Linked DNA regions of Mus musculus: region 2 is linked to region 1. A link is a loop called in an ENCODE intact Hi-C map of the cell type or tissue named here. Cell type or tissue: left cerebral cortex. All regions are shown on one strand.

Evidence for each region. Peaks named below come from ENCODE experiments on the same cell type or tissue, not always from the same donor. Only the 100,000 strongest peaks of a DNase experiment are listed, where the experiment ranks them.
Region 2: a loop joins it to region 1, with 2.5 times the contacts of the local background. A loop is called at or near these places in 5 of 42 quality-filtered maps.

Annotation. Positions count from the first base shown.
Region 1 is chr7:28,957,891-28,962,890 of GRCm38, forward strand. It overlaps Actn4 (actinin alpha 4), which reads right to left and starts at 4,442. Exons shown (of 21, transcript NM_021895.3): 1 at 4,129-4,442. The coding sequence starts at 4,293. In left cerebral cortex, no CTCF peak of the experiment used is centred here; DNase peaks (open chromatin) are centred at 608, 2,956 and 4,501; H3K4me3 peaks cover 3,535 bases; H3K27ac peaks cover 2,192 bases.
Region 2 is chr7:28,824,322-28,829,321 of GRCm38, forward strand. It overlaps Ech1 (enoyl coenzyme A hydratase 1, peroxisomal), which reads left to right and starts at 1,017. Exons shown (of 10, transcript NM_016772.1): 1 at 1,017-1,091; 2 at 1,553-1,757; 3 at 1,864-1,952. The coding sequence starts at 1,040. In left cerebral cortex, a CTCF peak has its summit at 2,003; DNase peaks (open chromatin) are centred at 945, 1,440, 1,697, 1,885 and 1 more place; H3K4me3 peaks cover 1,595 bases; H3K27ac peaks cover 2,330 bases.

The DNA.
Region 1 (5,000 bases):
ATCCTCCTGACTCTGTCTCTAGTGAGCTGATATTACAAATGTGTGCCACCATGCTTAGCTAGAGTCTTACTAAATAACCCAGGCTGGCCTTTAATTCTCAGTGATCCTCCTGTCTCAGAATACCAAATGCTGGAATTACAAGCCAAATCCTGGGTCATCCATTTTTTTGTTTTTTCCCCCACTAACACTTTCACCCAACTTTCCCCACAAGGCCAAGCAATTGGCTGTCATTAAATGAAAACTTTTAGCATGACTTTCATTCAACTAGAGGATGAGTCAGTTCCTGCTGCCAAAAAAAAAAAAAAAAAAAAAAAAGTCACCCAGTTGGTCTCAGAAGCTGGAACCAAAGAGGACATTTTAAAAGGTAAAAGGCAACCCTCCACCCCCAACACATACCCGGGACTGCCTAGGATTAGGTGAGGTGGTAGATACTACTCCAGGGCCACAGCCAGATCACAGCTCTCAAGTGTGAGGAAACCTTATCCTCCCAGCAACTTTTCACTTCTTTTTCTTGCTTTTTGAAATAAAGGTCTCCCCATATTTGCTCATGCTGGCAGGCCCTGAACTTGAGATTTGTCTGACTCAAGATCTTGAGTCCTGGTCTTCCAGGAGAACACCACACATTTTCCAGGAGGGTGGGAGGAACAGGATACTGGCAGCTGAGGTGTTTCCTCCTCTCTTCTCCCAAGAGAGCACACACACAGTATATACTCACCCAACTCACATACTTATCTTGTTTCCAGAGGACAACCCAGTTTGGCTACTTTTTTTTTTTTTTTTTTTTTGTAAGTATGTTATTTAATTTTGAAAGCTGCTAAGGAGCTGTTAGTCTTAGCCAGCTCCTTAGAGGGGAGCAATTAGAGTAATGGAGCAAAATACCAGATGGCTACTTTGGGGCCTTCATCATCAGTCCAAAAGAAAAATGGGGGTGGAGGAGGGGAAGAAAAAAAGGAGAAAAGAAAAATGGGGGTGGGGGGAGGAATGGCTTACAGAAAATCAAAACACTATCAGAGCTTTCAAATAATTAACTCACATTTAATACTGCCTGAGCCAAAGGTCAGGGTCTAAACTCAGGTCTGCAAACAATGGCGTGCTAATGAACACTCAAGCTCAGAACAAGGCATTTCCTCTTGCTGTGAGATCTTTGGGGACAACTCTCACCCTTCCACAAGAGATGTTACAGAAGTCACTTTAGGAAAGTACTCTTCAGTCACACTATCCTAAGGGTTAGGTCTGATTGGTTAGCACTTGGATGGGACAAACTAGGGAAGAGAACTAGGACTCAATTGCTCAAGAATTTTTTATAGGCCTGTAGTTCCATGTAGTACTCGGGGAGGCTGAGGCACATGGATCACCTGAGCCCAGGACTCTGGAAAACCTGAACATAAACCCAGACTAAAACGACACAATAATAATTTTTGAAAACTAGCTCAGTCCCCTGTCCTCCCACAAATGTTCAAGGCTGCCCTGTGAAACACCTGCTGCATAACTTCCTTATGGATAATGTCTTGGGTATAGGGGTGCCTAGAATTCAGAGTGAAGGGCTTTCAGGTAAGAGACAGACTCTTGACTTGAGCCAGCCCCTGCTTCAGCTGTTCTGGCCACAGAATTTGAATGTGTGAACAGGTACATACGAGACTATCACTGTCCCTGTGGTGGGAGTTATCTATATGCCTTGGAGAGGCAAGAAAGGCCTGTCATTCACATTTACAGAAGTTGTTCTGGTACGTGGGATAAGGCCCAGTCATAAAACAAAACAGAAAAGTCCTAGCGATCCTGTTGGGGGTTTGGCTGAGAGCTCTTGTATGAGAGATAAAAAGCACTGGCTGGTATATTCCTTTCATAACTCCTAACCCCACGGCACCAGAGAGCTTAGTTATGCAGGACAGGGTGGAGAGGTGAAGCAATTCTTTTCTCCTAAAGAACAGCTAAGTGTAAATATTTGCTGGAGTAGGTTATAAAGCAAGCATACTAGAGCAGGGCCTTTTCAGAGCCGCTGAAGCAACGTTAGAGAACACTGTGAGCCATCCTGTTCTCAACCTTTCCTGGCTGGGAAGGAAGGGAACCAGGAAGGAGCAGGGGAAAGTGACACAGGCAGCCATGGGGATTCTGGTGAGTCCTGGTTCTGCCTAGGGTCTGAATGCACACCAACCTCACCACCCTAAAGAGAGGGGCTAAAAAAAAAGGAGGCACCAGAGGTTGGTATTTGTGAAAGGAGGATGACCCCTACTCCAGTTATCTAAGGAAAGGGGGGGGGGGGGGCACTGCACAGTTCCCTAAACATTAGAAAAGAAAGATCCAAGACATTCTCAAAGCGGACGCTGTGACCCGTTTCCTTCCAACTTTCCAAGTCTTTTGGCAACTTTCAACCTTTTCCTCTCAAGGCCTCAGGCAATAAATAATTGTTGAGATCCAGACTAGATCTCCCCTGCCTTTCAAAATGCACTCATTCCCCAGCTACCACTCCTCAGCTATTTTACACACTGCAGACTTCCACCCCCCTAGTGACTGCAGACAGCATACAAGCTGACAGTCCGACTGGGCCACAGTTACACCAGGTCCCACCTCAGGCTTTCCAGGCACTGCAGCTTCTCCCACCATTGACCCTCCAGACTGGGTGACTGGACCCAGCCATATAGCAACTTCCCTGCCCCCCCCCGGGGGGGGGCATCTGGTAAATGTCATCAAACCGGCTCTCTCCCACACCCTCAGGGCCCCGCTCCCAACTCCCAAAGTCCCAACTCCACGCACATCCCGTCTGCAGAGTCACCAAAAGCACATTCCTGATCGCCCTGAGAGCAAGGGTCTTGTCCTGAAGTCACAGTGCCCATCAGTAAGTTACAAAAAAGTCTCAACCTCTAGAAAGCATGAAGTAGCTTCTAACTTCAATTTTAATTTCCCACTCTCCTCACACTCTTGCGAACCATCCCCCACATTCTCACCCACTCAACACACCCTTCTTTAGCTCTTTCTGCATACACTCACACCCTCTCTCCCATCACTCCTAGCTTCCCTCTCAACCACCCAACACATCTCCACTCCTGGCCTCCTACTCTGACCTCCACTCCATACTGTGGCTTCCCTTTAGCATCGCCCCCACACTCCTAAATACCATCAGGAAATACTATTTTAATACCCCTTCACCTACCCTCCCCATCAAAAGACACTACTCTCCCAGAACACTCATTTCTTCCTCACTCAATGAACCCCCAAGTCTTTTAATCAGGCATTCCTAATCAGACTTCCATTTTCCCAAACTAACCCCCTCCCATTATCCTCCATCCCTGCTCCTACTGTCTTCCACTATTCTCACTGTTGAACTATTTCCCCGTGAACCTGGAACCTTAACTGTTTCACTACCTCTCCCTTCTTCAAAGCACCCACACTCTTTTGGGTCTCCCCATCAATTCTAATTACGCCCCTATCCTTTTCTTTTTACAGCAAGGCGCCCTCAATAAATCTCACCCTCCTCACACAAACATCTTTTTTGTTCCTAGGCCCCTAACTTCTGTCCTGAACACCTACCTTCTCAGACCCCTAGTCCCATCAGACCATCTTAACACCTACTCACCACACACCCTAGCCCATGCAGGCCCCCCTCCCTGTCTCAGGATTCCACAATCCTCTCCTTAGTGCCCCCTTTTTACCTTTCCTGATTCTTCATCTCTTCTAGAACCACCCCCCAACACACACACACACACACACACACACACACTAAGGCTTCCTGCAATTCCAATCTCTTCTTCAGACTCTCTGCACTCCAGACTATCTCCTCCATACTAGGATTCCCAAACCAAATACTATCCAGGCTCACCAATTCCCTTCCTGGACCCCATTGCTTGCCTGGGCCCCATCAATGCTTCCTCTGATCCAACAATCTCGCCTTAAAACCTAGTTCCATTGCAACCTCCCGAATCATCATCTCGTTTGTCCCAGTTCCCCGTGTCTCCTACCTGGCCGCCACTTCCCCCCTCCCCCTCCAGATTCCCAATTGCTTCCTTAAGCTCTGTAATCCCTCTCCGGGACTGCAAACCCGTTCCCGAACCCGCCAATTGTCTCCCAGGACCCTCCTCCAGGCCTCCCCGCCACGCGCAGGACGCCACCCAGCCCGGGTCACGGGCCGCGCACCTTGCGCTGCTGCTTCTCCCAGGCCGGGTCCAACAGCAGGTCCCGGTCCCAGTCATCCTCCTGGGCCATGTAGTCGCCCATGCTTCCGCCGCCACCCGCGCCATTGCCGCCGCCGCTGTTCGGGCCGTACTGGTACGCCTGGTTCGCTGCGTGGTAGTCCACCATTCCGCCGCCTTTCGCTAGCCCGCCAGCCGGTCCGCTACCGCCTCAGCTCCCGCCCCTGTGCCGGAGGCTCCGACTCGGCCGCCGCTTCAGCTGCTTTCAGCCCGCCCAAGACTGACGCCTGCGCAGTTCACTTGCCGCGCCTGCGCACTGCGCTGCCGCCGCCGCCCTCCCGCGCGCGCGCACCTGAGGAGGCCCCGGGCTCTCGGCGCCGGCGCAGAACGCACCTCCGGCTGCCCGCCCAGCGTGGGAGCCCAGGCGCTTCTAGCGGGAACGCGCGCGTCACCCCGTGTGGGCGGGGCCCAAGTCATGAATGATTCATAAGGCGGGGCTCCTCATCCGGCTTTAACCTGTTTCGGGGTGGAATGTGTTCCCATTCAGCCATTCAGACATAATCAAGATTTATTTGGCTGCCTGCTATGTGTGAGACCGTGTTTTCTGCCTTGGCATTAAAGAAGTCAGGAAAAGTCCCCACCCTTTCGAAACTATATACTATAAACCTTGCACGATGGAACGTGGGATCTCTGTTCTCAGGCCGCAGAGACTGAACGACAGATAACATGTTGGAGCTTGGGTTACACAGGAAGACCAGTCTTAAATTAAATAAATAATCGAGCTTAAAACTGGGCATGGTGGGCCGGACAGTGTTGGCGCACGCCTTTCATCCCAGCACTTAGAGGCAGAAGCAGGTGGATTTCTGAGTTCGAGGC
Region 2 (5,000 bases), 130 kb before region 1:
ACAGGGTCTCTATAGTAATGGAACTTGCTATGTAGAAGAGGCTTGTCTTGAACTCGCAGAGATCTGCCACCTGCCCCTGTCTCTGTCTCTGTCTTTTTGGTTTTTCGAGACAGGGTTTCTCTGTGTAGCCCTGGCTGTCCTGGAACTCACTTTGTAGACCAGGCTGTCCTGGAACTCAGAAATCCGCCTGCCTCTGCCTCCCCAGTGCTGGGAGTAAAGGCATGCGCCACCCTGCCCGGATTTTTTCCCTTTTTTTTTTTTTTTTTTTTTTTTCTTTCCCTGCCCCTGTCTCTTGAGTGCTAGGATTGAAGGTATGAGGCACCACATTGAACTTCCTTGGGTTCTTTTCAGAGTCTTTGTTGCGGGGGCTGGGTGTAGGATGATCCCTTCTCAGGAGGCAAAAGGTGGAGGATACTTGAAGTTACAGGCAAGCCTGGGGTTTTATATAGACCTTACATAAATCAGGGAGAAGAGCCTGGGGATATGTTCGGTGTTAAATGTTTGCCTATGTTGCCTCAGTCCCCTCGCACCACAAAACAAAGGAGGGTGGCGTTAGAGCCATTTACTCCTGCCTACGCACTTCTAAATGTCCAGTAACCTTGAATCCGTATAACTTCCCTGGTCCAGGAGCCAACTTCTGGCGGTAAGGGAATAAAAACTGCTTAATTCTGGCCAGCCGGTATCCTAGCAACTAAACTGCTGCCCTTCTGTCCTTGACTATTTCAGTTGTCTGCATTTTGTTCCAACACAGCGTTGTGATGAACTTTATACACAATTTTCCAACAGCACTGTGAAATATTTTCTCAGGCCAGCGTCCCACTGGGCCAAAGGTTTAAGCAACGTCCCAAACACATGAGACACGAAGGAGTGCTTTTTTTTTTCGTTTGCCCTTAGTAAAGATGGCGAACTAGGTGGGACCTCGCTGCTAAAGGGCGGTGGCCGCGGTGGCTTCGGTGCCCTTGACCAACATGGCGAACGTTCGTGCCCGCCCCCTAAGTTTTTCTTCGGGAGTAAGTCGCACAGCTCCGGAGCTCCAGAAATGGCTACCGCGATGACAGTTTCCAGTAAACTCCGCGGCCTGCTGATGCAGCGTGAGTTACCCCTTAATCCGTGGGGGCTCGTTTTTGTGTCGTCTTGTTATAGCGGCGATAAGACGGGAAGTCTGCCTGGGTCGCTTTAAACTCAGGAGTCCTTTTGTAATTTAAAATGAAATTATAATTTTTTAGGTCTGTCTTTCAACCTGAATTCTTTGTCCCCAATCTTGGGTCATTTCCACAAACAAGGGTCTAATGTAGTCTCAGACTGAAACTTGGTTTTTCGAGACAGGATTTCTCTGTGTAGGCCTGGCTATCCTGGAACTCTCTGCAGACTAGGCTGGCCTCGATCTGAGATCGGACTGCTTCTGCCTTCCAAATGCTGCCTCCCAACCACCTCCTGGCTTGCATACCCTAATCTTAAAAGTTATGTCTGGTCATGCCAGCGCCCCTAAAGAGCATATACTGTTAAAATGTCCCCATTCTAGGCTCTCAAAGTCTCTTCCTTGTCTCCCCAGAGCTGAGAGGTACCAGCCAGCTGTACTTCAACATCAGCCTTCGATCTCTGAGCTCCTCTGCACAAGAGGCCTCCAAGAGAGCCCCCGAGGAAGTCTCAGACCACAACTATGAGTCTATTCAAGTCACAAGTGCCCAGAAGCATGTTCTCCACGTGCAGCTAAACCGGCCAGAGAAGAGGAATGCCATGAACAGGGCTTTCTGGAGGTCTGGCCTGCAAGCCCACAAGCCTATCTGCTAGAGGAGACAGAGGTGGGCAGGGACAGGGGCTTCCCACTCCAGATATAACCCTTTACTTCTTATGCCTCTGCAGGGAGTTGGTGGAATGCTTCCAAAAGATATCCAAAGACTCGGACTGCCGGGCTGTTGTAGTCTCCGGTGCAGGAAAGATGTTCACTTCAGGTACTTGTCTGCCTGCTGGCGCCTCTCCCCCTGCTGGGGCAGCCATGCTAGCAGTTTTCTTTGCTGATTTTGTCACTTACTCTTTTTTTTTTTCCCTCCCCTGGCTGGCCTGGAACTCTCTATTTAGACTAGGCTACTCTAGAAGTTGAAGTAATCCTCCTGCCTCAGCTTCCTAAATGTTGATGCTGGGATTGTAAACATGACTCAATGCTTTGGCCTCCTTTTGTTTCTAGAAGGAAACAAAAATACTGGGCCGGTGGCATGTGCCCTTAGTCCCAGCACTGGAGTGGCAGAGGCCAGTGGCTCTCTGGGAGTTCACGGCCATCCTGGATGACAGAGCCAGATCTAGGACAGCCAGGGCTGCACGGAGGAATCCTGTCTAGAAAAACCAAAAAGAAAAAGTTACTTTTATTTTTGTGTGCGCGTGCATGCACACGTGTGCAAAAGTTAGATGACGGCTTTTGGAAGCTGGTTCTATCCTTCCCCATGATCAAGTGGACCTGGATGCTGGTCCTGCTCGCCTGCAAGCCTTCAAACTCCTTTTCCTGCTGAGCCATCTTGCTGGCTCCATAGTGGTTCTCAATGAAAGTTTTTATTTTTATTTATTTATTTTTTAAAGACTTATGATTATATAATAATATGTAACATAAGATCCCCCTAGGGCTGGTGAGATGGCTCAGTGGGTAAGAGCACCCGACTGCTCTTCCAAAGGTCCGGAGTTCAAATCCCAGCAACCACATGGTGGCTCACAACCATCTGTAACAAGATCTGATGCCCTCTTCTGGTGTGTCTGAAGACAGCTACAGTGTACTTACATATAATAAATAAATAAATCTTTAAAAAAAAAAAAAAAAAAAAATCCCCCTAGGGCTGGACTAACAGGTTGGGTGTGATCAATTTGACAGTGTTGGCTCACAACCATCTGTAATGAAATCTCATGCCTTCTTCTGGTGCATCTGAAGACAGCTACAGTGTACTTAGATATAATAATAAATAAATCTTTTTTAAAAAGTATATAGGTTCTTAACTGTTGAGCTACGCCATTAGTCCTCAGTGGGTTTTTGTTTGGTTGGTTTTCTGAGACAGGGTTTCTCTGTGTAGCCTTGGCTATCTCGGAACTTGATCTGTAGACCAAGTTCAGGCTGGCCTGGAACACAGAGATCTGTCTGCCTCTGCCTCCTGGGCACTGGGATTTAACAGCTTGCACCACCATGCCCAGCTTTTTTTTTTTTTCTTTTTTTTTTTTTTTCAGTCTAATTTAAAACATTCACCCGTGTGTGGGTGTGTGTACTCAGGAGTTGGCTCAAAGCCCAGAATTCCCTCCCTACCACAAATTCAAGCATAGAAATTAGCTCAACAGAACCTGCTAGGATCCTGAAGTTGGATTAACCGCAGTAGATCTGTAACCTTGAATGAGGCTCTGGACCTTTCAAAACCTACAGGGGTGTCTAGCCAAGGGTGTTACATGCAGTGACTTCTGCCTACCCCTGCCCCCCCCCCCCCACGTGCACACACACACACACACACACACACACACACACGCACGGAAGTTACTCCACTACCCTTTCTCCTCTCTGACCCCTGACCCCTTCTCCACTTTAGCATGGCTTGTTTCCCAATTTTCTGTTCTGCTGTGAAACCCACCCAATGATTTTTTTTTTAATTTTATTTTATGTGCATTGGTGTTTTATGTGCCTGTGTGAGGGTGTCAGATAGCCTGGAACTGGAGTTAGAGACAGTTGTGAGCTGCCATGTGGGTGCTAGGAATTGAACCCGGGTCCTCTGGAAGAGCAGCTGGTGCTCTTACCCCCGAGCCATGTCTCCAGCTCCCACCCGGTGATCATTTTTGCTTCAGGTGTTTTGTTTGCAGTCTTCAGATTTCTAGTTGGTTCTTTGTGATGAGGCCTCAGTGACTTTCTAGATCCTCCTGCCTTGACCTGCTGTCCAGCCTGCCTCTTGTTTATTCTATTTTGTCTTATATTTTTGCACATATGTGTGAGTACATTTACGTGTGTGTACACATGGATAAAGGCACCAGCCCAAGGTTGTCCTGTGTCTGTTTGTCTTCCTTCCTTCTTCTTCTTCTTCTTCTCTCTCTCCTCCTTTCTTACTTCCTTTCTTTCTTTCTTTTTAATAATTTATTTATTTTTATTTTATGTACATTGGTGAGTTGACTGAATGTATGTCTATGTGTGTGTGTCAGATCCCCTGGAACTGGAGTTACAGGCAGTCGGTGCTGGAATTTGAACCCAGATCCCCTGAAAGAGCCACCAGTGCTCTTAACTGCTGAGCCATCTCTCCAGCCTCAGGATTGTGGTTTTATTATTATTATTATTATTATTATTATTATTGGATTTTCAAGCCTGGGTTTCTCTGTGTAGCCCTAGCTGTCCTGGAACTTGCTCTGTAGACCAGGCTGGCTTCAAACACAGAGATCCGCCTGCCTCTAACTCCTGAATTCTGGGATTAAAGGCTTGGAACACCAACCCGGGCTTTCTGTTTGTTTTTATTTGGATGATTTTTTTTTAACACATTGAAGACAAACCTCAATGTGTTATTTGAATACAAGGCTTCCTCATTTTAGGCAAGGGCCACCACAGGCCCCTCAGTGGTGGAAACTAGGCCAGTGCTCCACCACTGAGCCACACTCCCAGCTCTTCCCCTTGTGAATTCTGAGCAAACAGGGCCGTGCCCTCTACGCCACTTGGTGAATTCTAGGCAAGTGTTCAACCACAGCTACAAACCAGCATGGGTTGGGAGACAAGGGCTCACAGCCACCCCCCCGCACCCCCCCCAGCTATGTGTGGGAATAGCTTACTATTCATGATGAATGTCTGAAAAAGTCCATAGCTGGTCTTAAGAATGCCAGTATTTGGCCAGGCGGTGGTGTCGCACGCCTTTACTCCCAGCACTTGGGAGGCAGAGAGGCAGGTAAATTTCTGAGTTCGAGGCCAGCCTGGTCTACAAAGTGAGTTCCAGGACAGCCAGGGCTATACAGAGAAACCCTGTCTCAAAAAACAAAAACAAAATAAAAAAAAAAAAAAAGAA